Linked DNA regions of Homo sapiens: region 2 is linked to region 1. A link is a loop called in an ENCODE intact Hi-C map of the cell type or tissue named here. Cell type or tissue: Calu3. All regions are shown on one strand. Each heading gives the region's core, and the rest is flanking DNA. Links, peaks and the distances in the headings are about the cores only.

The links. Peaks named below come from ENCODE experiments on the same cell type or tissue, not always from the same donor. Only the 100,000 strongest peaks of a DNase experiment are listed, where the experiment ranks them.
Region 2: a loop joins it to region 1, with 4 times the contacts of the local background. A loop is called at or near these places in 4 of 110 quality-filtered maps.

Annotation. Positions count from the first base shown.
Region 1 is chr3:18,752,207-18,764,899 of GRCh38, forward strand. No RefSeq gene overlaps it. Among named protein-coding and RNA genes, the nearest start is that of SATB1-AS1, 310 kb to the left of the region's middle. In Calu3, for the core only: a CTCF peak has its summit at 6,130 (motif pointing left); a DNase peak (open chromatin) is centred at 6,055.
Region 2 is chr3:18,653,230-18,665,922 of GRCh38, forward strand. No RefSeq gene overlaps it. Among named protein-coding and RNA genes, the nearest start is that of SATB1-AS1, 210 kb to the left of the region's middle. In Calu3, for the core only: no CTCF peak of the experiment used is centred there; a DNase peak (open chromatin) is centred at 5,082.

The DNA.
Region 1 (12,693 bases), core at 3,545-8,544:
TGAAAAGATCCTGGGCTTAGGAGTTGGTCCGACACAGGTTTCATGGCCTAACTTCACTATTGACAAGCATGTGATCTTGGTTAGGTCATTTAACTTTATTGAGCTTTGGTCTTCTCAGTGGTAAAAAATGAGACTAATACGTCACTTCTCACAAACTCATGAAGAGAATTAAGCATAATGACTGGGTACAACTATGTAGCATGGTAGCAGCCTTCAAACACTCAGTAAGAGAGCCTTCTTCTCTTACTTGTTTTCTGCATCTTCCAAATGCAAAAATGAGCATTTGGGGTTATGGGATACATACTAAAACCTATAGGCTATCCCCTTGTTGCTCTCTCTGTTGTTTTAACAGCAGAGCATGCATTTGTTTATTCTGCACATGTAAACATTCCACTAAAGAAATTCATCAGCTACCAGCCCTTTTGTACCTCACAATATTTAAAATTCCTAACTCTTTGAAATGACATAAAGATATCTCTTGACAGCTGTTGCCTTTGACTCACTCACATAATGTTGCAGACTCTTACTTATCAATCAGTTTAGATGACAAATGGGAAAGCCCCTCTGTTCTTCTTCTCTAAGTCTACGCGGATAAATGTGGTAAACTAGCACAAATTTCAGGGCTTAGACGCAGCCTGAATATCCATAATTACTGGGCAATATTTCAACATCTTGATATTTAAATTTATACAAATCCCACATGCACCCACCACCTTCTTTAAAATAAATTTGGAATTATTGTTTAAGTGTAGAAACAATGTTTTAAAAGGCCCATACACAGGACTTTATGGGGCACACTGTGCTTTGGGCTGCTGTGGTTAATCCAGGCCAGTATACTGCTCCAAGTAGTTGACAAATTCCACTGTTGCTTCCTTTTTTTTTTTTCCTTCCATGAAGTTTAAAATAAACAATTAACCTATTTCCAACACAGTGTTTGGTATTGATTTAATTTAGCATGTGTTATTCATCTGCATGCCTCACAACGGTTGCTTAATTGCCTAAATCTTCCCGTGTAGAGTGCTGCCTATGGAATCTCTTTCCACAGAACACTCTTAGCAGAGTGTGGCTTACTATTTCCATAACATCTGTCTTTTCTACTAAAGAGCAGATTAACAATTATGCTTCTTTTAAAGGTAGGGGTGTGTGTGTGTGTGTGTGTGTGTGTGTGTGTGTGTGTGTGTGTAGGGAGGGTTGGGCAAGATAATTTACTTCTTGTACAATTTTCTTTCTGGCGCAATAGTTTGCAGTCTTATCACCAGGTCAGGGATTTTGCCTATACCCACAATGCAGCTGGCAGTATTGCCCTTTTCTTTTGCCTTATTATGCCACAGAATGCCACATTATTTCCATTAAATATGATTGTCTTCAAACGAGACAACATATGCAACCCCTCCTCCTGCTCCCACTCCCCATGTCTCTCTGTCTCACACACGCACACATACCCACATACACATACACACAAATGCATGCACACATGCACACAAAGCTCCTTTCAATTGTGTTAAGCAGTAAAGCAGAAGGATTTTTTAAATTAGTGTTTTGTTTTGGCAATGGTTGCTGATGTGTTCATGTAATACAGTTTTAATCAAATCCCCAAAGCTGAAGACCTTTCAGCATATCTTAGGCTGCACTGTGCAGGGCTTATTCCACTTGAAGTGGCCACCAGGGAGGTACAATTAGCTGTTCCCATGGAGAAGTTTGTTATAGTAATAAATAATAAGTAGCATAGGTAGCGATGGAATCAATTAAAGATATTTTTGACCGCCTAATGGTTTATGGGAATGCTAAATAATTGACAACAAGTTTTTGACTGTTTTCTGTCTGCATGTCTTCTTGTAACTAAACATTGACCATGCACATAGGACAGTGTCCGAGGTCACTACTTTTTCTTTTGTAAAGCCATATTGTCAAGGGTATTCTCTGAAAGACAATTGCAGCCCTTACATAATCAAGCTGATTTTGAGAGGGTTAAAACTCTGCTGTAAATATTTGCTGCAGGCAGAAATCTAACATATGAAGCAGGAGAACAAATTGTGTTATCAGTTTCAAAAACAATCTGTTTCGCCCTTCATTTACTTATTTTTTTTAACCAGTGTAAAGCAGGACAATAGGAGTTGGGTAGCTAAGAGGGCTTTGTGTTTTGTCTCTGGGTTCCTACTGCTTTGAAGTTAAAATGGAAATTTGGCAAGTGGGAAATTAGTAAAGTGCTCTAAATGCTTTTGGCATCTTGACAGGCCAAAAAAAAAAAAATCAAAATGGTCAAGCTACCTTGGTTCAAAATTAGTGAGTGTATGTTAATGAATTCCTTTATAAATAAAATCTCAGAAGAAAATGAGATGGGTAGGTTTATTGTGTGTATTTGAGGATGAATTGATATGCCACACATCAACTAAAGCAGGTCAGTGATCCATGAGCTTTGCAAGATTTACATGAAAAGACACAATTGTTCCTTCGAAGTTATTGGATAAGTGACATATGGTCTCAATGCCAACGTGGGTATCAATGGGAATTAGTCAGACTAAAATTTGGGCTAAATAAAGCTTAAATCACAATTATCATCATTTGATTAGAAAAAGTAGTTCTAGTTGATTCTCTATTTTACAAATGTTTTTCTCTAATTGTAAAAGCCCACTCTGTGGATTTATCTGCAGAATGAGCCCATTCTATCCTTAGGGTTTCTATGAAGTCAATATGAGCAATGCAGTATACAAGAGCAACAGAAATTGCTTCTGTAGGCTGCTGGAATGCGAAATTTGTAAGTGCATGTTCATGATACCTCAGGTCAAATATATTTAATATAATAGTATCTTGTACTTTAGTAGGGGTTGGTAAACTACAGGACCACAGGCCAAATATGGCCTACTGCCTGTTTTTGTAAATAAAGTTTTATTGAAAGACAATGATGTTCATTCATTTATGTATTGTCCATGAATGCTTTATGGGATGAGGGCAGAGTTGAGTAGTTGCAACAGAGACTGTATGCATGACCTATAAAGCTGAAAATACTTGCTATCTGGCCCTTTAAAGAACTAAGCTTGCCAATTCTAGACTCATAGAATTCCTTAATCTGATCATTTAAAATTTACTTGTTATCTTCATCACATTCCTCTGAGAGGAAGTTTTTCGTTTCATTCCTCCCAGCCTTGTTTTTCTGCACTGACGACTGTAATGCAAGGAATTTGAGGATGATCAGAAGATCAAATAGAATACTAAAATGATTTATACTTCTTTCCTAACCATAGCCATTGACCAAGAGCATCAGCAGTTATTGACAGAGTGACATGGCCAAAAGAGAAACACCTCCTGTTGGAAAGATTTTGGCCAATTGCCTCAACTCAGTAGGGGTATCACAGGTGACAGTATCCATTGGAAATTTATCAAAATAGTAAGGAACTCCAAAGCATCGAAGTGGAAATCAAACTAAGAGCAAAACTAAAGAATAAAAAACACGTTGGCTCTAGAATTCAGATCGAGTGAGAAAATGTGCAGGAATAAAACAAAAGGCTCTAAAGGAATTGCTTGAATGTGGAGAGGTGGTTGGGGTTTCTTTTCATTGGATGATGTCTCCTTAATAATTATCCTGCAGAGGGTGGACAATTTCTTCATTTTCACGGTAGCTATCTTCTGTAGGAATATGTGGGCTAGTTTTTTAATCTTCTATCACATTTTGCATGAGCTGCAGACAGCTAGTAAAAAGAGATGAGAACATGATACTTAGAAGGGTGGTCTTCACTCAGAGCCAGGAAATCTCTCCACTTCCACTTACATGGTATGAACAAATGAAAACTACCCATATTTCCATCAAGTATCTGAGTCTAGCATCTAGAATAGCATATGTTTTAGAATTGTCTCACTTGTCACTTTTACATCTTTTTTAACTAGGGAGAAATTAGTAAATGTGACCTGAGATTAGGATGTCTCCACTGAAAAACAAAAACAATTTTATTGGTACTGTTTTTATTGTTAAGAGTTACTTGGTAAATAGAGAAAGAAATAATCAAATGAAAAGAACAGATTGAGTGGCTCAATTCTTACCTTCTTCAGGTGCAAAAAAACTGAAGGTACCTGTTCACCATGCTCCAGCCACTCTGGACTTGCTTTAGTCCTTCAAGGTTACCCTGTCCTTTTTCCCCTTGCCCCAGGGTTCTCAACCCTTTTGGTCCAAATGACTTTACTTTTTCTCATTATTTCTTAGCCTCAGTTTCCTCTGTTCTTTCTCCTCTTTTCTTCATTCCCCTTATTTTTATTGTTTTGTCCCTTTTTCTACAAGCAAACCTGAGACCTATGCAAAGCATATATAAGCATTCTTTATCTTGACTATGACCTCAGAAGTTGCTGACCTCTGCTTTGTTTACTGGAAATAGTATGTCTACTTATTCTACTTCTTCCTAGTCAAGCCTATGCTTTTTCAACCACCTGAAATGCTTGCAAACTGGTAATTAGGTTTTGTGTAAACATTTAAGAGTTTTATTTTCTTTTTAGAAAGGGCTGTTAAGTACGATTTGGTTGGGGATTTTGGCACATCCAATCTTTATTTTTTCAAATGACTTATTAAAAAGCAACAACCCACATATGTTTTATGTAACACAAGTAAGAATTCCGTTACCCAAAGTCATCATCTCTACTCAATGTTCTATAAAATTAGAAGATTAGATAAAATTATTAATCAAAGAAATCAAAATGAGAAAAGCAAAATAGGTGTTCGTTCACGGTTGTTTTGCCTTTGTTTTTATCTAAAGAACCCACAGATCTGCTTGTCAAGAAATTCTTTTGAGGCCTTTCTATAAACCAATTAATCTTTAAAATTAAAGCTTGAAGAAAGAAAAACTATTGTTGGGTGTCAAGATAAATTTGAAGTTGAAATGATCTTTGAATATGCCGTTTAATATTTGAGAAATGTGCTACCTAGTAGTTCATATCTACAACTCTTCTGCTAATAGGTGAAGATAACCTTTCTGAAGGAATGGGATCACAGATTTTTTTATTTCACCTATATTTCCATAGTCTCCTTTATGACACACTTGTCAGCAGGTGTGTCAAGTGTAGAGCCTGAATAAGCATCAAAGTTTGAACAAGCACTTGGACAAAGAGAGCCCTGTCCTCCTGATTCGCTCTGTTGTCTATCCCCACACCCTGGTCCATGATTCTCTACTACCCTTGTCCTATACCTGCCCCTTCAGTTTTATCTCATAAACCCCCCTTTCACACTATCTTCCAGCAACACAAAGGAGAATTACCCAAATACATTATTCATCTTATGCCTTTTCACATCTCTTTCCATTTTTACTGAAATCCTTCCTTTCTTTCTTATTTATTCTTTAAAGCCGTGCTTAAGTATTAGCCTTTTTTATAAGCCTACCTCAATGCCCTACTTCCGGTGAAGTTAATTTCACCTTATCTAAGTTACTTCAACATTTCTTCCACATTTCTTGTGTTGCATGGGTCACACTGTTCAGAAACTGTGTGTTAAATGTTTGTCTATCCAAAGGTCAAGTGCTGGGACCTATCTTTATCCCTACTACCTAACTTTGGGGCTGGCATATAGAAGGGATCCCAGATATCTGTAGAACTGAACTGATGAATAGATAAAAGCAAAATTCTATGATTCCTGGGAGATAAAACACAAAGCTTGGACCTTCTAACCGGTGTGAATTTACCTATCATAGACATTTTAAAATTTCAAAATAGATTGCTGTTAGGTCTGTAAGAATTATTTTTGTAACGTCTATAAAGTTGACTGTTGGGCTAAGATTATTGGAGATAGTGATTAGGAGATAGGGTGAAGTTTAATTCTTTACATGGCTGAACTTCAATCAGGTTCACCAAGAAATTTTAGGCCACATTTATTTATTTCAAAAAAAAGATAAAATCTAGTATCTGTAAAACCACCAAATACGCACAAGTCCCTCCTTTTAATGAGTCACTTGAATGCAAAATCAACTGTAATTCAAGAAACCAAAAACAATAAAAGAAGTGAGCTTTGTCAGACTGGACGAACTTGTTCTACCTGTTACAGACAAAGAAAGGTCTGATGAGGTCCAGGAAACGGAGTTAGTTAGAGCTTAGATTGCAAAGGAGTATTCTGTGTCTCCCCCTACTGGTTGGTGGAATAACTAAATGGAACAACCCCCCAGGAATCTAAATGGCCATGATCTCCTGACAGCTTTGTACCATCTGATCACCTGCCTCTGTGAACTTTCAATAAGGAAGGTTAATCAGGAGTTCACTTCAGGATATTTTCTGTCATCCCCAGTTTTCTAACTCTGGTTAATTAGCATTCTGCATTTCTTAACAATTCTAACTTCACATCCCATTGAAATAAACCATTAAGAAACCTACTCCTCGCACATTTTAATTCCAGGCTATCTCTACATTCTGACTACATCAAACTTGTTTTAAAAAGGTTTTATTTGAAAATAATCCTAAGTGTTACCACAAGGGATACCATTTCCTCTAGTCTTCAAAGGGTTGTGTGAGCCCACCATTAAATATGGGAATACTAAAAACAAATAACAGTAGTTCTTATAAATAGCAACACCAGATACGATAAATCCACAGAAAATTTTGGGAATAAGGAATTACAGAAAATTTATTTGCATTATTCCATTACCTTTATTTGGTGATTATATATCTAACAGATTCAAATTCTAAAATAATTTGAAAAGCTTATTATTGTGCATATTCATGAAAAGAGTTGAGACAAGCCAAGGACCTACAAAAGAAGATATTGTATGATAGATAATTTACAAATCAGAAAATATCCTCATTCTGTGGTAACAGTTAAATCATCCCCAAGGTTTGTCATTATCAGCTATGAAGTGTAGGTTATACAACAAATAATAAGAAAAAATGAGAAGAGCAAATTAAAAATGGGTAGAAGTGAAGATTTTCATATATAAGATCAGATATGGGAACCAACAGTGAAGCATCAAAAAGTCAATGCAGTACTGAGCAAAGAAAAACAACACTAGAAAAGAGAAAAGAAAATAAACCACGACGAAGAGAATGGTTTCTGAAAAGTACAAAGGGCACAAAGGAGCATACATCGCAAAAGTCTTTGTAGGTCTGACTACTTAGAAAGACATAAAAGCTAATGGTTAAAATGTATTCATTATATTTTGTTTACTACATTAGGGAACAATGTTATACCTTATATGGAGAGTTAGATTAGAAATAATATAGAATTCTAAATTTATTCATAAATATTTATTGAGTGCCATATTATTTGGGATATGTTAATTCATTAAAAAATTCTAAAAATATCAGCAGCTTGAGGTGAGGATTTGTTTCTCACTTGTGCCTTAGCTCACTGCCGATCATTTGGGACCATGCTCCTTCTACCATAAGATGCTACCGTCTTTAACAAATGGCCTTCAAGTATGCTGAGCAGAAGGAGAGACAGCATCATTCACGAAAGCTTTTTATGCACCAAAGCTGGAGGTAGCTTATTTATGAATTTTATACACACATTCCATTGACCAGAAGTCAGACACAACTCCACTCTAAATGCCAGAGGGTTCTGGAAAATGTTGATTTCCTACTTGCTCAAGAGAAGGAAGTTGATTAGCAAAAACATTTTCTGTGTGAGGGTCTGGAGATTCATCAGTGGTTGGCAGGTGGAGGGAACAGACAAAAAAAATTCCATCTTTAAGGTCAGAAGATAGACAACAAATGAAAGTTAAATGCACAGTATATTAAATGGCGATGTGTGAAAACTAAAGAACCCAGGTAAGGAGGATAGACAGCATGGCAGGAGTCAGTTCCTACTATGTTACTGCCTTGGGAAGGAGACAAGGGAGCTAGTCGATATGCAGAGGAAGGAAATTTCAAACAGATGATACTGTAGATCCCTGACTCAGGGGATCCCTGACTCAGGGGGATGGCTGGCATATTAGAGAAACAGCAAAAAGCCCAATGTGTCTGGAGTGGGATGAGCTGCTGCTGGTGGGGGCATTAATAGAAGATGAGAACAGTGAGATAATAGGGAAGGCAGCTTTTATGCTGTTTGTAGACCATTGTGAGAACTTTCAGCTTTTTTTAAAAGTGAGGCTAGAAGCATTGGAGGGTTTTGAGAAGAGGACTGACATGCACAGATTTACTTTCTGTGGTATCACCCTGGTTGCTGAATTGAGAATAGAATGTAAGGGACAAGTGTGGACGTAGGCAGACTAATTAGGAGACCATTGCGATCATCACAGTGAAAGACAACTGAATCAGACTGGTAGCAGTAGAACTGATAAAAAGTGATTGGATTGTAGATATATTCTGAAAGTGGGGTCAACAAGATTTGTTGATTGAGTGTATGTATGGTGTAGAGAAGAAGAATCAAGTATAACTCCAAAACATTGTGCTTTAGCAAACAGATGGATAGAAGAGTGTGGGAGGGGCAGATTTTTTAAGAGAAAATAATGATCTGACCAGGAAGTAAGTTTTTAACATGTTAAAGTTGAGAAGATTATTAGTTATTCCAGTAGAAATGCTGAGATGACCCTGAAAATAGTGTCTCTGGATTTCAGTGGAGCGGTCTGGCTGGAGAGAGAAATTTGTTAGTTATCAGATTCTAGTCAGATGAGATCATGAAGGCAATGAGAGAAGAGCTCAGCAGAGCTGAACTTTGAGGCACTGAACATTTCAAGGTTGGGTACATGAGGAGGACCCACCAAAGGATAGGAAAACTTTGTGGCTAGTGAGGTAGAACGAAAATCAGTTGGAAGCTAAGGGAAGAAAATGCTTCAAGAAGAATAGAGAGATCAAATGTAACAAATGTTGCTGATAGATCAAGTGAGAGATAAGAAATGAGATGAGACCATTGGATTTAGAACATGGAGGTCATTTATATTCCTGACAAGAGCTTTGTTTCTATCAGGTGGTGAGAATGAACTTGGCTAGAGTGTGTTCCAAGAGAATGTGAGAAGATGAATTGGGGATTATGAGTGTAGATAATGTTTGTTTTGCTGTAAAGAGAAGGAGAGAAATGAGGTACTGGATGGAGTAGAAAGTGGGTTTGAAGAAGGTTTGTATCTATCTATCTATTTATCTAAAGACAGGGGACACAGGACACACAATAAAATTTAAACTTCAGATAAACATATATTATATATATATAATATATATATGATGATTCTGTAGACAGGAGTTGTTATTGGACAAAGATGATAAATTTCTAGAACAATTTTCTTGAGTTGACAAAGGCAGATGGGATTAAGTGCACAAGGAAAGGGAGGCTTTTCCTGGCTAAGGGGACATCACATCAGTAACAGGGAAGAAGGCAGTGACTTGACCTAGATAGAGGTAGGTGGTGGGGGTGGGAGTGGGAGTGGGAACTTGTGGAACTTCTCATCTGATTGCCTCTGTTTTCTTGACAAAATGGAAGGGAGAACAAAGGAGGAACTGTTAGATATTTGAAGAGAGCAAAGGTACAAAATCGTGACCTAGGAAAGCAGGAGGGTGACTGGGCTGGGGAAATGCAGTGTGATTGTCTGTCCACACGAAGGGCTCTCTTGTGGAGAGTGAAAAGGAATTGAAAGTGAGGCGAGTCAGCAGTCCTGTGTTTATTTCCAGCTTCATTAGTTTCATAGGTGCAGGTGAGGAACAGAGGAGAGTTGGATTTGACCAGAGTTGCATTTTTCACGTGAGTAGGCCAACGAGAGAACAGAGAAGATGAGAGCATTTGCAAAGAACTGATGCAAATGATTGGCTTCAAAACTTCAGCAGGATAAATAGTGGAGTGAGGATGTAGGGTTAAGAGGCAGTTTCAAACATGGGGTCAATGCAGCGTAGATGCCAGTACTGAATCGGGGTACTAGGGGGTATCAGCAGGGAAGATTGAAAGCAGTGAACAGAGAGAGGTGAGTTTAGAAGATATTACAACTTTTGGTAACAACAAAGTCTAAGGCCTGACTACAAGAAGAGATGACTGAAATAGTGTGGAGAAGAGTTCAAGAAAGTTAGAAAGCAAGGACTTGAAATTATCATCTTCATGGACATTGAAATCACTAAGAATTATAATAGGGATCGTTTTGTGGAAAAATGACACTCTGTCAGGAAGTAACATCTTCAAAGAACCAAGAAGGGATGGACCTGAGCCCATAGATGAATAGGGAAAGAAGAGATGATCAATAACAATCTGCTGACAGTGGATTCAGGGCTGGGTAGTGTCGGGAAGTGGGAGGCAACAAGGATTAAAGAGGATGCCTGCTTCACAGCCAGCCTAGTGGTAATGCAGAGGATGGGAAAGAAATGCGCTCAGGGGGAACCGTGTTCTCAGGAGACAGACTGGTTTCAATTTGAAAAACAAGATAGGTGAGAAGAGGTTGAAGATGTTGGAGATTTTGATGATGTCCACCAGTGAGTTTCAAAGGGCCCTGTGAAAAGGATTCAGGTAATTAAGAGAAGTCGGAATTGTGTTCTCACAGAGCTGTATGCAGATTAGAGTAGGGGACATAGGACACAGAGTGAAATTTAAACTTCAGATAAACAGTGGGTACTTCTTTGCATTTGCACCCAAGCCTGGGTCACCACCACCCCTCCCTCACCCCATCCCTTTATATCCACTTGTCTTTTCTTCATCTCTATAGTTTTGTCATTTTTGAGAATGTTATATGGATGGAATCATACAATATGTAACCATCCGTGATTAACATTCCTCAAACAGAATACCTTGAAGTCCATCCCAGTTGTTGCATGGATTCATCATCCATTCCTTTTCATTGCTGAAGTATATTCCATTGTATAAAAAGCCAGAGTTTGCCCAACCATTTGCTCATCTAAGGACATATGTGTTGTTTTCAGTGTTTTGCTATTACTAATAAAAGCAACCATAAACACTTCATGTACAGGATTGCTACTGTCTTTGTAGGTATTTTTGTTTTAAGCTTCTTTGAAATCATAGGTTTTGTGTTCTTGTTGTGTTCTTTTGTCTAACTCAAAATAAATAAATCCTAATTGTAATTGTAAGACAAAAGTCCATCCATGGAAACAACATTGGGACATGGCCTGTAGAATGAAACGAACACAGAGAACAGTATGGATGACTTTTGCAAACAGTGCTGAGTGGTGGAAGCCAGTTACAAGCTTGATTTTATTTATATAAAACACATACAGCAAAATTAATTGATGCCATCGGAAATCTAGATACTGGTTATCCTTGAGAAGAGGTCATGACTGGCTTCTTAGGTTCTGGTAATGTTCTGTTACTTGATCTGGTTGACAGATTCATTGGTATGTTAAGTTGATGAAAATGCATAGACCTGTGTATGTATGAGAGGTGCACTTTTCTGAATATATACATATACACATTTAAGGTTTAAAAAAAGGAACTTTATCATATGTTTCGAGGGCTTCTCTAATGTGTTTTTTTGTAGGCTGGGATTCACCGTTCCATTTAAATTTCAATCATCAATAACATTGTATTTTGTAATACTCTCAGAGAAAAGGGGAGAGAAGTGTTTCAAGCTTGGTGGCTTGAACAAACTCTCACTAATTTACTCATAGTGGTAACATTGATTTCATCTGTACTCCTTTTTTTTTTTTCTTTCCTGTAATAGATCTCACTGTTAAAATCCAACCTGAGAACAATGGAATGGGTAAGTAGAATATTTATTTATTAAAAGGGCAACATCTCAGAAATGAAATTACAATTTAGTTGGGATAAATTGTCTTATAACTTCATTTTTTTACATTAAAGCTATAATTGAGGGGTATTATATGCTGTTTATCACTGCAATGAAAATGTAGTCAGAATGAACTTCTCGAGGCTGTTAAACTGCCTCTTATTAGCATTGAAACTATACTCACAGCCTATTATCTTAGGCTATATTTTTTGGTATAAGGGAATTGCTATCAAAGTGTACTTAATCTGAAAGGAATTGGATTATAATTGGAGTCTTTGTGAAAGGGGAGTTAAAATTATTTGGTATTGTCTTAAGGTAACAGCATACTGTTGGAATATTAAAACAGTATAGCAGTGGCACTGGAAAGGCACACTGATTATCATCATTTGGTGTCAAATGATTCTCTGCATTTTTACTCCTAATCAATCTGGGTACCAAAGGATAGAAAATGTTTATAAATTCGTCTCAAAAAAAAAGAAAATGTTTATAAATTCATTTGATAGTCCTGGTTTTTCAAAGAGGGTTGTCAAGTTTTTATCATGTTCTATTATCCATCCCAATTATCACTTGGCATTTCTTCACAAGGAGTATTAGAATCTAAGAGTAATAATTTCTGTATTTGAAACATAGTAGGTATCTCCTAAATGTCAATTAAATTAAATCACATTGCCAACAGGCCTGAGTAAAGGAGAACAGAATATTTCTTCCAGTGGATTATTTCAAAGGCAGCAAAATAACAAATGTGGGATGATTATTATAATTTTTATACTATGATATGCCAGTCTAATTGCTGCCAGCCATGCTTGTCATAAAGAAAAATTTTAAAAATTAAACACCGTCATACAATCTAGGACAGAGGTTGGCAACTTTCTCTGTAAGAAGCCAAATAATAAATATTTTTATCTTTGCAGACCATACTGTCTTTGTCACAACTCTGCCATTGCAGCGTGAAAGCATCCATAGACGGTACACAAATGCATGGATGTAGTTGTACTCCAGTACAACTGCAAAAAGCAGACAGCTGGCTGGGTTTAGCCTACGGGCCATAGTTTACACAACTCAATCTAGGTGATTGCCTGGT
Region 2 (12,693 bases), core at 2,613-7,612, 100 kb before region 1:
CACATGAAAAAATAAACCTCAAGTCTCCTATTCCTTCCTGTGGAAAAGCCCTGGATTTGCAGTCAGAAATGCCAGGTTCAAATCCTGGCACTCTGACTTATTATGAAGTACTTTTGTTTTCTGAACCTTGCTTCCCTCATCTATAAACTGGATCAATAGATGCAATTGGCATACACACGAGAGGAAGAATTGTGAAGAAATTAGATGAAAGGCTATCCACAGTGTGTGTATCCACAGAGTGCGGACTTGAAAAACCCTCAAAAATCTACCCTGTCCCCAAGTTCTTCTGCAGGTTCACTTCTTGGGATTGTTCTGGGGATTAAAAAGAAATAATATAGATGTAAGGCCAAGCAGAGTCTTGGTACATGCTAGGTACCCAACTAAGAGTCATCGGTCGGAAAAAAAGATGAGTGAACAAGATCTCAGAAGTGAGACCAAGGAAGCCTTTTCCTAGGCACATGGTGGAAAATTACTTACTAAAAATAGTTTTAAAATGTTTTTAATTTTTAATTTTATTTGAAACAATTATTGTGCAAATTTATGGGATACTGTGTGATGTTTCAGTACATGCATACATCATGTAATGATCAAATCAGGGTATTGAGCGTATCACCTCAAATATTTAACATTTCCTTGTAGAGAGGACATTTAGAATCCCCTCTTCTAGTTATTTTGAAATGTACACTATAATATTGTTTACTATAGTCATGCTACTGTGCTATAGAACACTAAGACTTATTCCTCCTCTCTAACTGTAATTTTTTACTCTTTGACCGATTTCTCCTCATTATCCCCTTCCTCCTACCCTTCCCAGCCTCTGATAACAACTATCCTACTGTGTACTTCTATGAGATAAACTTTTTTAGATTCCAGAAGTGAATGAGATCATGTGGTATTTATCTTCCTGTGCTTTGGTTTACTTTACTTAGCATAATGCCTTCCAGGTTCATTCATGTGCTGCAAATGGCAGGATTTCATATTTTTATGGCTGAATAGTATTCCATTGTCTATATATCTTCTTTATTCTTTATCCATATTTTCATTATCTGTACATCCACTGATGGACACTTAGGTTGATTTCATATCTTGGCTATTGTGAATAATGCTGCAATAAACATGGGAACACATATGTCTCTTCAACATACTGACTTCATTTTATTCGGATAGGTACCCAGAAGTGAATAGCCAAAACCAGGCATGAATATAACCAAAAAATAAAACTAGAGGTCAATATTTCTGATCGACATAATTGCAAAAATTCTCAACAAAAACTAGCAAACTGAATTCAACAGCAATTAAATAGATCATTCACTGTGATCAAGTAGGATTCATCCCAGGGATGTAAGAAAGGTTTAAAAAAATCAATAAATGTGATATATATATATATATAGATGGAGTTTCACTCTTGTTGCCCAGGCTGGAGTGCAATGGCATGACCTTGGCTCACCACAACTTCCGCTTCCTGGGTTCAAGCGATTCTCCTGCCTCAGCATCCCGAGTAGCTGGGATTACAGGCATGTGCCACCACGCCTGGCTAATTTTGTATTTTTAGTAGAGACAGGGTTTCTCCATGTTGGTCAGGCTGGTCTTGAACTCCCGACCTCAGGTGATCTGCCCACCTCAGCCTCCCAAAGTGCTGGGATTACAGGTGTGAGCCACCACGCCCAGCCATGAAAGTACTTTTAATGGAAAGGAACGCCTTCCTAATATCCAAATACCCTTTTCTCCCTGCCCTCCTGTGACTAAAATGCCTTTAGTCTCTGACCAAGCTTATCTTGTCCTCCGTCCATGCCCCAATTTTAGGGAGGTATCACAAGAGTAATGAATAATAGTAAACTCACCACTGGAAGGAGAGAGGAAAAATACAAAGAATTAGTTAAGAAGAGAAACACAGGAGAGAAGCAGAGCACAAGGGAGGGAAGCCTAGTGAGGGGTGGGCAATTTGGTAAAATCTGCTCCATTACTTCACAGTGCTTCCCCTGGGCTGGCCTTAAAGAGAGCAGTGAGGATATTGAGTAGGTGCAGTGGATAAGACAGCTATTATAGTTTAACTTTATACCAGTTCTGTAGACATCAAGGCATTATGTAGCAAACCTTTATACCAGGACCTAGTTATATCCAGTAGGATTAGTGCATTTTTCTACAAGTACAGAGAAACAGGCAAAGAGTAGTTTAAATGAGTAATAGCTTTATTCGTCCCATGGCACATAAATTCACAGGTTAGCAGTCCAGGATTAGTGCAATGGTTCCAGGTGTGCTAGCCCTTTTACCAACTTTCTGCCCTGCCAATCTTGATGTATGGCATTAGCATTCAATGTGGTTGCTACATGTGCAGATTATCATGTACACACACACAAAGAAGAAAAGCAAAAGGGGTGAATAAGAAATTGGGTTCCATATAAGAAATAAACTCTCCCAGTAACTCTCGGCTCTCTTTGTATTGGACAGAATTGTGTTGTATGGACACAACTAGCAGCAAGGGAGCTTGGGGAAGAGAATTCTGTGGTATGTGCAATATAAACTTCTTCCATTTATGCTATTACATCTTTGGTAAAATCCACATTGTGTCTTTAGAACTGTACTGCACAGTATAGCAGTCAATAGTCACATGTGGCAATTTAAATTTAAATTCATTAAAAATTGAATAAACTTAACACATTATTTATCCCATAGCACTCGCCCCATGTGGCAGGTGGCTACCATATAGGACAGTGCTGATGTAGAGCATTTCCATCATCACAAAAAGTCCTGCTGGACAGCACTCTTTAGCTAAAGCTGAGGATTTGCAGAATCTTGCATAAGAGTTGGTAGAAGTAGAAAACATTACATAAAAGACAGCTGAAATTCTTGGCAATGGCAAAGGCTCCAACTGCTGATGATATTGGAGGAGGGTGGCTGAGGAACCAGGATAGGGACTGGATTTCAGAATATTTGCTGTTAGTTGGTGGCAGAAGCAAAGCCAGTAAAACCTTTTCACAAGGAAGATCTCTGGCCTTCCTTCAAAACATCTGAGATTGCCGTCCAGATTTGGAAAACTGAGTCAAGTATAGCCCCTTTTCTCACAGTATTGACAGTTAGGGAGTATCTCCCTTCTCTGAAATGATCATGAAGAATGTATTTTGGATTTAATTTTTTCCTACAGCTAGCTCAGTCCGGTTTTTAGAAGCTCCTGGAAGCTGAGGGGTGGAGACATGGTGGTCTGATTCCCAAGAATTTAGCAGCATTATTTGTCTAAGCATTAGGGGGAATTATTCAGCTAAGTCCCAACGACTTGACGGCAAGTTTACCTCTGAGAGTGTATTTCCCCTTCCTTCATCACTTCAGTCTCATTACTTACACCACATCTTCTGCTTGAATCCCACAAGATGCTCATCTGTCCAAAGGCTTATGATGTGGCCTCACTCTGAATGGCTTCAATTTGAACTTTGCTTTGAACTTGCTAGCTTTACTCCTCCTGCTTTTCCTGGGCCACATGTACAGTTAAATCACATGCTTATTTCTGACACTTGGAGCTGAACTAATGCCATGAAAACCATGTGACATTGGTTTTCCACTCCTGGTTCTTTTTGAAATGGCAGTCTATTTCATATCTGGGAATCAGTGGTAGGGACTCTGCTAGGAGAGTGGCTCTTCTGATAAAATGCTATGTATGGTACCACAGCTGAAAGTTTTCCTCTCCCAGCTCTGGTTAAAATTAATTATACTTATTGCTTCCCTTCTCATTTATCTTTATGTCTAGAAAGTGATAGAAAGTTTTGATCTTCCTTTTGTGGTTCCAGGGCAGTCACAGTTACCAGTAATTAAAGACACAGGGCCCGTCGTAGTCATGAAATCAGAATTGAATTGTGAACCTAGTGAACGGGGACCACTTGCCTCTGCATGAGGCTTTTATAACTTTTTCTCTACAGTAGGGACCCAGTTGGCACCCAGTAAGTAATAAATAATAATGATAAGTAGTCTCGCCTTGTGCTTTCCAGAACGGTGCCTTGCTTTTTCTAATTTTGTAAAATGGCTTCCTGATGAAGTGGAATGTCCATGTCACGATTGTGGAAAATATGGATTGGTATTCAATGAAATATTAATGATTATCCACTTACTGGGGCTTTCCTTTGTGAAGACTGAAATAAAAAAGGAGCTAGATTTCTTGATAATGAGTTAAAACATGATTGCTTCAGTATTAACTGTGGCTGAAACATGCCTTTTTTTCCCCCTCTTATTCTACCTCATTCTGTCTCTCTTCTGAGTGCCCTCATTTTGGGTATTTTTATTCTTTACTAAGAGCTTCAGACAGATAATGACATGGTTTGAATGGGCAGGGTATATGATGCTAGAATGTACCAGAAATCAGTCTTGCCTCCATCATATTGCAATTTTTAAATTTAACATTAAGAGAACTATTTAACTGTAAAATGGGAATAATGATACCTAGTTCATAGCTTTGTGGTGAGGATTAACGAAAAAGTAGCTATGAAGTGCGCTAATGTCTGGCACATAGTAAGACCTCAAGATAGCTTGCTTTAGCCATTCTACAACGTACACATACTTTAAAATAACTTGTTGTACATGAAAAACATATACAATTTTTAATCGTCATTTTAAAAAAGTACCTCAAGAAATGCTAATTTTTATCATTTGGTGGTAGTGGTGCAGAGGAAGACAGAAGGCAGGTAAAATCCCAATCTGCCCATTTGCTTGTTAGTCGCTTGGATGAGAGATGTGGTGGAGCAGCTTGTCACAAGGAGCGGCTGTCATGAGATTTGGGGATTATCTGTGGGTTTCTGCTTCCTGCCCTCTTCTGCTTCCTGATACCATTTGAGAGTGGTTCTGCTGACTTTGAGCATGCTCTGGAGCTTCCTCCACACCTTTGATGATGCTGTCAGGATTAGCAAGAGTCACTCAGTCTTTCAAGACCCACTAAAAGAAGAGATGCCTCTGAGTTCTGGAAGGAATGGGTGTTGGCTTTGGAAGGGGTTCAGACTCTGGGAATTCACTGTGCTGTGCTTTTCTTTCTCAGCAACTGCCACCTGCAGCCACCAGTGTGGGCTCCCACTGGTACTCCCTACTCCCCACCCCCTCCTTGGGCTGTCTGCAGCCTTATCTGGAGAGTCAGAGAAGGCTGAGGTGAGATGAAGCGATAAGCAGGAAGTGCAGTGGAATTTCATTCCTGGAAAAAAAAAAAGGGACCTTGGCATGAGTAGCAGAATGGAGGGTTTGGGATGTTAATCACTGCTCCTTTTATCAGACAGCTTTATTAAGATCAATGTTTTTTGTTGCCAAATTAGAGTGGACCTAGAGCGAACTTCCCAGCAGTTATTAACACAAGTCCACATTTGCTGGAAGGATTGGGTATCTCCACGTGCTCAGCCATAGCTGGAAGTTACACAATATCTATATCATTTTTCACAGCTTTGTCATTAGCTGGTAATGATTTGATTATTTTGCAGATGAATCACAGTATAAATCTCTTTCACAAACACTACCTCCAAGTATTAATCAAAACCATTAAGGCAAAGCAGTCGGTGCAAATTAAAAAATTTGCATGTCTAAATTAAAAATTACAGTAATACATCATAAATAAATCTTTTAAATTCTCTATGGCCTCTATGTACATCCTTTCTTTGGTGTGCATATTCTATAATGAGACCATGAATACCAAGCTTTTCTCTCATATAAATAAATATATATATACACATACACACACACACACACACACACACACACACACATACATATACACATTATTTAATTGTAAAGGTAGAATTCAGGTCCTTAGGTAGAACCTGGTATTAGAACATGAAAGGGAAGGGAGAGATTTTCTTTTCCTTTTTCCCATTTCTTTCTTTCTTCCCAACAAAAGATTCAAAGACAGCACAAAAAAAGAAGAGAATAGGAGCTATTGCAGATAATTTGCAGCGTCTCCCGTTGTCGCAAAGTAAATATTTGTAAAAGGTGATGCTTCTTTTTCAAATAACTTTGAACTGTGAGGAAAATTACCAAGTTGTGTTTTAGGTAATATTTCATTTTGGAACTATTAACACATTACTTGCAATAAGGGAGGAAATTAGAGGGCTTTGAGTGATGAAAGCCACCTTTGGCATTAAAAAACTATTATTATTCCCTTGAAACACTAAAGCAAATTAAAACAGGAAAATGAAACTTTCAAGTGCCCTGGATTTGAAAAGGCATTTTTCCCCCTTTCATTTGTCAAAAAAAAAAATTAATGACTTGTTTCACTGGAAACCTGGAAGAAATAATTTATTAGGCAGAAAGCACTCTTTTCAAAATGCCTTTGCCAGGAGTTTAGGGGAGTGATACTGCCCTGTAAGTCTCCACCATGTACTGTGCTTAAATAGGCCTCCTGTGAGTGGAATATAGACTAGTATATGCTAAAGATCCATCTCAGTTCCAGGTAATGGAATGGCAGCAGTAATTAGAAAGCACTTTTGCTCTGCCCAGGATTTAACCCAATTAACCTATCTATAACCTATTAACCTAATTAAATAGAAGAGCTTCTCAGTGAGAAAGATACGCAGGACTCTACCCATTTGTGGGTAGAGGGTGGAAGGAGGGCATGGTTTAGGGAATATTATAATTTGAAGTCCAATTTTTTGTAACAGAAGTGGGGCATCAAAATACAATTCCAAAGTGCTTGGTGTTTCCCTCACAGAAGGCCATGGAATTAGGCAGCAGGTTAGTTTTATACTCACTTATGCTTCCCTGCCTTGTGGGAATTTTACCTTAAATTATTTTTTACTGATACCGATTTGGCAAGAGGCAAGGAAAGCCATTCTGCCCAAGACTCTGTTTATCATGTGTTCCTTACTTCATAAAAACTTCAAAAAGAGTAAAGAGAAAATCCTTTTATCATTTTTTTTTTTAGTTTAACTCAATCCTATGCAATTAACACCATGGCTGGAAATTTGACAGCATAGCTTAAAATTCATTAAAAGGCAGGATTTATAACTGGCTCTTTACTAACTTGAGTGACCTTACCAAATTGTGTAATCTTGCTGAGTCTCAGTTTACTCATCTGTGTAAATGAGTGGGCTGGATGAGATGGTCTCATAAAGGTTTTTTCCAGCTCTAAATACTTTGTGATTTTATATGATTACTTCTCCCTCTACTTCCTCTTCTTTTGATTCCATTTCACCAAAAATAAATGCTTCTTGAATGACTTTGGTTAGAACTGCATAGTCTAATATGAATGATAGCCATTTGTTTATTTAAAGTTAAATAAAATTAAAATTAAATTAAATCAAAAATTCAGTTTTTAAATCATACTAGTCACATATCAAGTGCTCAGTAGCCACATGTGACTAATGGTTATTTTATTGGACAGCACAGATGTAGAACATTTAGATTAATGCAGAAAATCCTATGTGCTGAATGAACCTGAAACATCTCTTTTCTTAGATTTTCACATTTGCTTGGTTGTGCAATGTCCAGTCTTTTGTTTATGTATGACAAGGGAAGCCAGACTCTTATGGAAAATTCATCTTTATTCAGTTTAATTTTAGAGACATTCTGTCACATCCATAAGGCATTTAACTAGACACTCAGCTGCTTACTAGCTGTAAAATCTTGTGCAAATGGTTCAGCCCTTCTGAGCCTCAGTTTTTCTACCAGTAAAATAGGTGTAATAGTACCTATTCTGCAGCGTGTTTTTTTATATTATTATTATACTTTAACTTCTGGGATACATGTGCAGAACGTGCAGGTTTGTTACATAGGTATACACGTGCCATGGTGGTTTGCTGCACCCATCAACCTGTCATCTACATTAGGTATTTCTTCTAATGTTATCTCTCCCCTAATCTCCCACTCCACAACAAGCCTTGGTGTGTGACCTGCCTCTCCCCCTGTCCATGTGTTCCAATTGTTCAACTCTCACCTATGAGTGAGAACATGTTGTGTTTGGTTTTCTGTTCTTGTGTTAGTTTGCTGAGAATGATAGTTTCCAGCTTCATCCATGTCCCTGCAAAGGACATGAACTCATCCTTTTTTATGCCTGCATAGTATTCCATAGTGTATATGTGCCACATTTTCTTTATCCAGTCTGTCATTGTTGGGCGTTTTGGTTGGTTCCAAGTCTTTGCTATTGTGAACAGTGCCTCAGTAAATATACATGTGCATGTGTCTTTATAGTAGAATGATTTATAATCCTTTGGGTATATGTAATGGGATTGGTGGGGCAAACGGTATTTCTGGTTCTGGATCCTTGAGGAATCGCCACACTGTCTCCCACAATGGCTGAACTAATTTACACTCCTACCAACAGTGTAAAAGCGTCCCTATTTCTCCACATCCTCTCCAGCATCTGTTGTTTCCTGACTTTTTAATGATCGTCATTCTAACTGGCGTGAGATGGTATCTCATTGTGGTTTTGATTTGCATTTCTCTAATGAACAGTGATGATGAGCTTTTTTTCATGTTTGTTGGCTGCATAAATGTCTTCTTTTGAGAAGTGTCTGTTCATATCCTTTGTCCACTTTTTATGTTTTTTTTTCTTGTAAATTTGTTTAAGGTCTTTGTAGATTCTGGTTATGAGCCCTTTGTCAGATAGATAGGTTGCAAAAATGTTCCCCCATCCTGTAGGTTGCTTGTTCATTCTGATGACAGTTTCTTTTGCTGTGAAGAAGCTCTTTTAGTTTAATTAGATTCCACTTGTCAATTTTGGCTTTTGTTGCCATTGCTTTTGGTGTTTTAGTCATGAAGTCTTTGCCCATGCCTACGTCCTGAATGGTATTGCCTAGGTTTTCTTATAGGGTCTTTACGGTTTTAGGTTTTACGTTTAAGTCTTTAATCCATCTTGAGTTAATTTTTGTATAACGTGTAAGGAAGGGGTCCAGTTTCAGTTTTCTGCATATGGCTAGCCAGTTTTCCCAACACCACTTATTAAATAGGGAACCCTTTCTTCATTGCTTGTTTTTGTCAGGTTTGTCAAAGATCAGATGGCTGTAGATGTGTGGTGTTATTTCTGAGACCTCTATTCTGTTCCATTGGTCTATATATCTGTTTTGGTACCAGTACCATGCTGTTTTGGTTACTGCAACCTCGTAGTATAGTTTGAAATCAGGTAGTGTGATGCCTCCAGCTTTGTTCTTTTTGCTTAGGATTGTCTTGGCTATATGGGCTCTTTTTTGGTTCTATATAAAATTTAAAGTAGTTTTTCTAATTCTGTGAAGAAAGACAGTGATAGCTTGATGTGGATGGCATTGAATCAATAAATTACTTTGGGCAGTATGGCCATTTTCTCAATATTTATTCTTCCTATCCATGAGCATGCAGGGTGATTTTATGTAAAGCACTTGTCACAGTGCTGGGTAATAGTAGATGACCAAAGATTATTATTTTAAACATTCATTTCATGGAATGTCAAAGCCTCATCACTGGACTGCTGAGGAACTGTTTGTTGAAAAATACTGAATTGGGAATAAGCCTTGTAGAAAAATATCATAAATACAAGTATTTTGCTTCTGATAGGAATGTTAGGTTGAAAAAAAATTAAATGGAAGGGTGTCAGAAGTCATACGTCTCCTGTGGTAGATGAAGGAGAACTGGAGATCTAAAAAGGTACAGTCCCTTTATTTTTACCCTTTAGCGCTTGGGGTATCTCCTCCTTTGTAGCCCCAGCCCAGTATGAAGGGTTGGAGCTAGAGAGGAGGAGATGCCCTTCTCTCACCAAAGGAAAAGTGAACATATTTAGACCTCCCCTCACTCCCACTTTCGATTCTTGACCTAGTTAAGAACAGAATATCCTTAGTTCTGCTGGTGATTTACACTGGCTGGCTTCTGTGAGAGAGCTATCCTTTCAGTAGGTTTCTAGAAGATCTTCACTGTGTCACTGGGGAAGGCCTCTATTTGCCAGTTCTAACTTCAACCTCTCGCAGCCACCTTTTCAGAAAGGTACTATAGATCAAATAATTTGGTCTTATGCATAACTGTGGCTTTTATGCTTTAAAGGAATGACACTAGGAAAGGCTCCATAGAAATAGGGGCCTCTCCTGTTTACTGAGGGCCAGGTCTAAAGATAGAGATGGAATGGATATTCCAGGCTCTTTTTTGAATATGTTGACATCCATCATGGAATGTTCTCTGCTTCCACAACCCCTTACACATATCTCTGTCATTCTTTCAGTAAAGGGCAACAAATGGCATCTTTGTAACTTCAGTATTGTAATAAACATTTGGGCCAATGGATGGCTCAAGTGCTAAATACTTGGCAAAGGAAGGGATTTATGTTTCAAACTCTTTCATAGTTAATGGAGGCAGTATGGTTTTCAAAGTATGGAATTTGTCTTGACTTGGGCTTAGCATTTTGTTTTCTCCACACATAGCTTTCTCCACCTTTTATAATATTTATTACAGTAATCCCACTGCACAGATAACCTTTGTTGACATTTTAAAAATTTATGATAGGAGCACGTGAACATATTTAGAAAATTCAAACAAGGCAGAAAGGTACAAAACAGAGAGTAAAATTCTCCCCCACCCCCAGTTCCCCGACTCCTTCACCCAATCCCTCTGACAAAGACAACCACTGGTAATGCTTTCTGGTGTGATCTTAAAAACCCATACATAATACTTGCTAGTACCTTCTTAATAATACACAGAATAAAAACCATGGTAAACACAATATTCTGACCCTGCTTTTTTTTGTTTATTTGTTTTGTTTTGTTTTTGTCTTACTGATGTCTGAGATTTTTCCATGCCAGCACATACAAAACTTCCTCAGTTTTTATTTTATTGGCTGCATATTATTTTACCATATGGACATTCTATTCTATAATATATTTAATCCTTCCCCAAATAGTAACCATTTAGGTCGTTTCCATGTTTCTTTCTGCTATGAAAAACTATGGTTCGTATTTCTTGTATACATATATTTGCTTTTACACATGTATCTATCAGGTCAATTTCTAGCTGTGTTAATGTGAGGTCAAAGACAATATGTTTTTATTTTAATACCTGTTGCCTAATGGCCATCTAAAAATTTAAACTTGTGGATATTCTTATCATCAGTGTTAAGAAAGACTGCTTTTCTGCAGGCTAACTAATATCAGATATCTTCACACTTTAACATTTGCCCATCTATTTAGGTGAAAAATAATTTCTTGTTTTGATTTAGATTTCTTTAATTATGAGTAAAATTACACATCTTTTTGTGTTTTTATTGACCATTGCCGTTTGTATTTTCCTCCCCTATAAGCTGCCTATGCAGCTATCCTTTGCTAATTTTGGGGCAGTTCATTTTTTTCCCCATTGTTTTGTTCAAGCACTTTCTAAATTGACCAAATTAGCCTTCTATCTCTGTATTGCAAGTATAACTTTTGTTCAATTTCTTGTTTGGTTCTGCAGTTCAATTACAGTATCTCTGCTCATCCTCTGCCCCCAACATTGAGATGTTTATTTTATGTAGCCAATTCTCAATTATTTCCACTACTACTTCTGGTCAATTTCAACTTGTGGTCTTCCTAGAGCACAAAGGAATGATTTGTAAATATGTTGCCCCAAAGCAATTGTTTATATTGCTTCCCAAGAGTATCCTAGCTTGCATGATAAGTTGTAGGGTCACCCTCAGTTTCTGTCCTCCCCCACCTCCACTTCAATCACTTGAATTTCTCTTTGACTTACACACAATATTGAGAATTTGGCATACAATTTAAACAATGCCTTTTGAAGCCCCCCAAAATATGGATGCCCACTGATATAGGGGCTTCATTTATTTGTTTAGCAGAATTTGTTGAAACATAAGAATTCAAAATCTTGTTCTGCAATATGAGCAGTTCAAATATAAGTTTATAATCTACTAAGAAAGGCATGAAAACCACTATAGTAAAGAGAAAGTCTATTTATCTGAAGATTCTCAGTTCAGTCCACTCTTGTGGGTGTATAAATGCAAATTTTCCTTTTATTTAAGTAGCAACTAATAAAAAGACCTCTTAAATTGTATCACATGAAGTAAAGGGCTTGTTTAACAAAATAATTATGGAAGATCATACCTTCAACTTTTTTTTCCCCAAGAGGATAACATAAATTGTCAATCAGCCTTTTCCAACACAAAACAAGTAGAAGAATGGCAGAGGAAAAACCAGTTGGTGGCTCTTACATACGGCCACATATAAAAGATGATTGAGCGATTAAGAATTGGTTCGCTTGGCTAGATACAGTGGCTCACGCCAGTAATCCCAGCACTTTGGGAGGCCAAGGTGGGCAGATCACTTAAGGCCAGGAGTTCGAGACCAGCTTGGCCAATGTGGTGAAACCCCATCTCTACTAAAAATACAAAAATTAGCCAGGCATGGTGGTGCATGCTTGTAATCCCAGCTACTTGGGAGGCTGAGGCTGGAGGATCACTTGAAACTGGGAGGCAGAGGTTGCAGTGGGCTGAGATCACGACACTGCATTCCAGCCTATGCGACAGAGAGAGATCCCTGCCAAAAAAAAAAAAAAAAAACAAACAAAAAAAAACAAGAATTGGTTGGCTAAGAATAAATACTGAGTCTTGCACATAACTGCTTTTAAGAGAAGCCTTTTTCAGAATTGTCCATCGTGTTATACATCAGAACTCTCACAGTTATCTTCATGTTTTCTGTCTCCTGTTAACCAGGACCAATCATGATCTTTATAGAAAAATTGGAAGGAAGTACAGAAACATGTGAATGGGTAAAAACGAATTGATTTTCTCTTTCT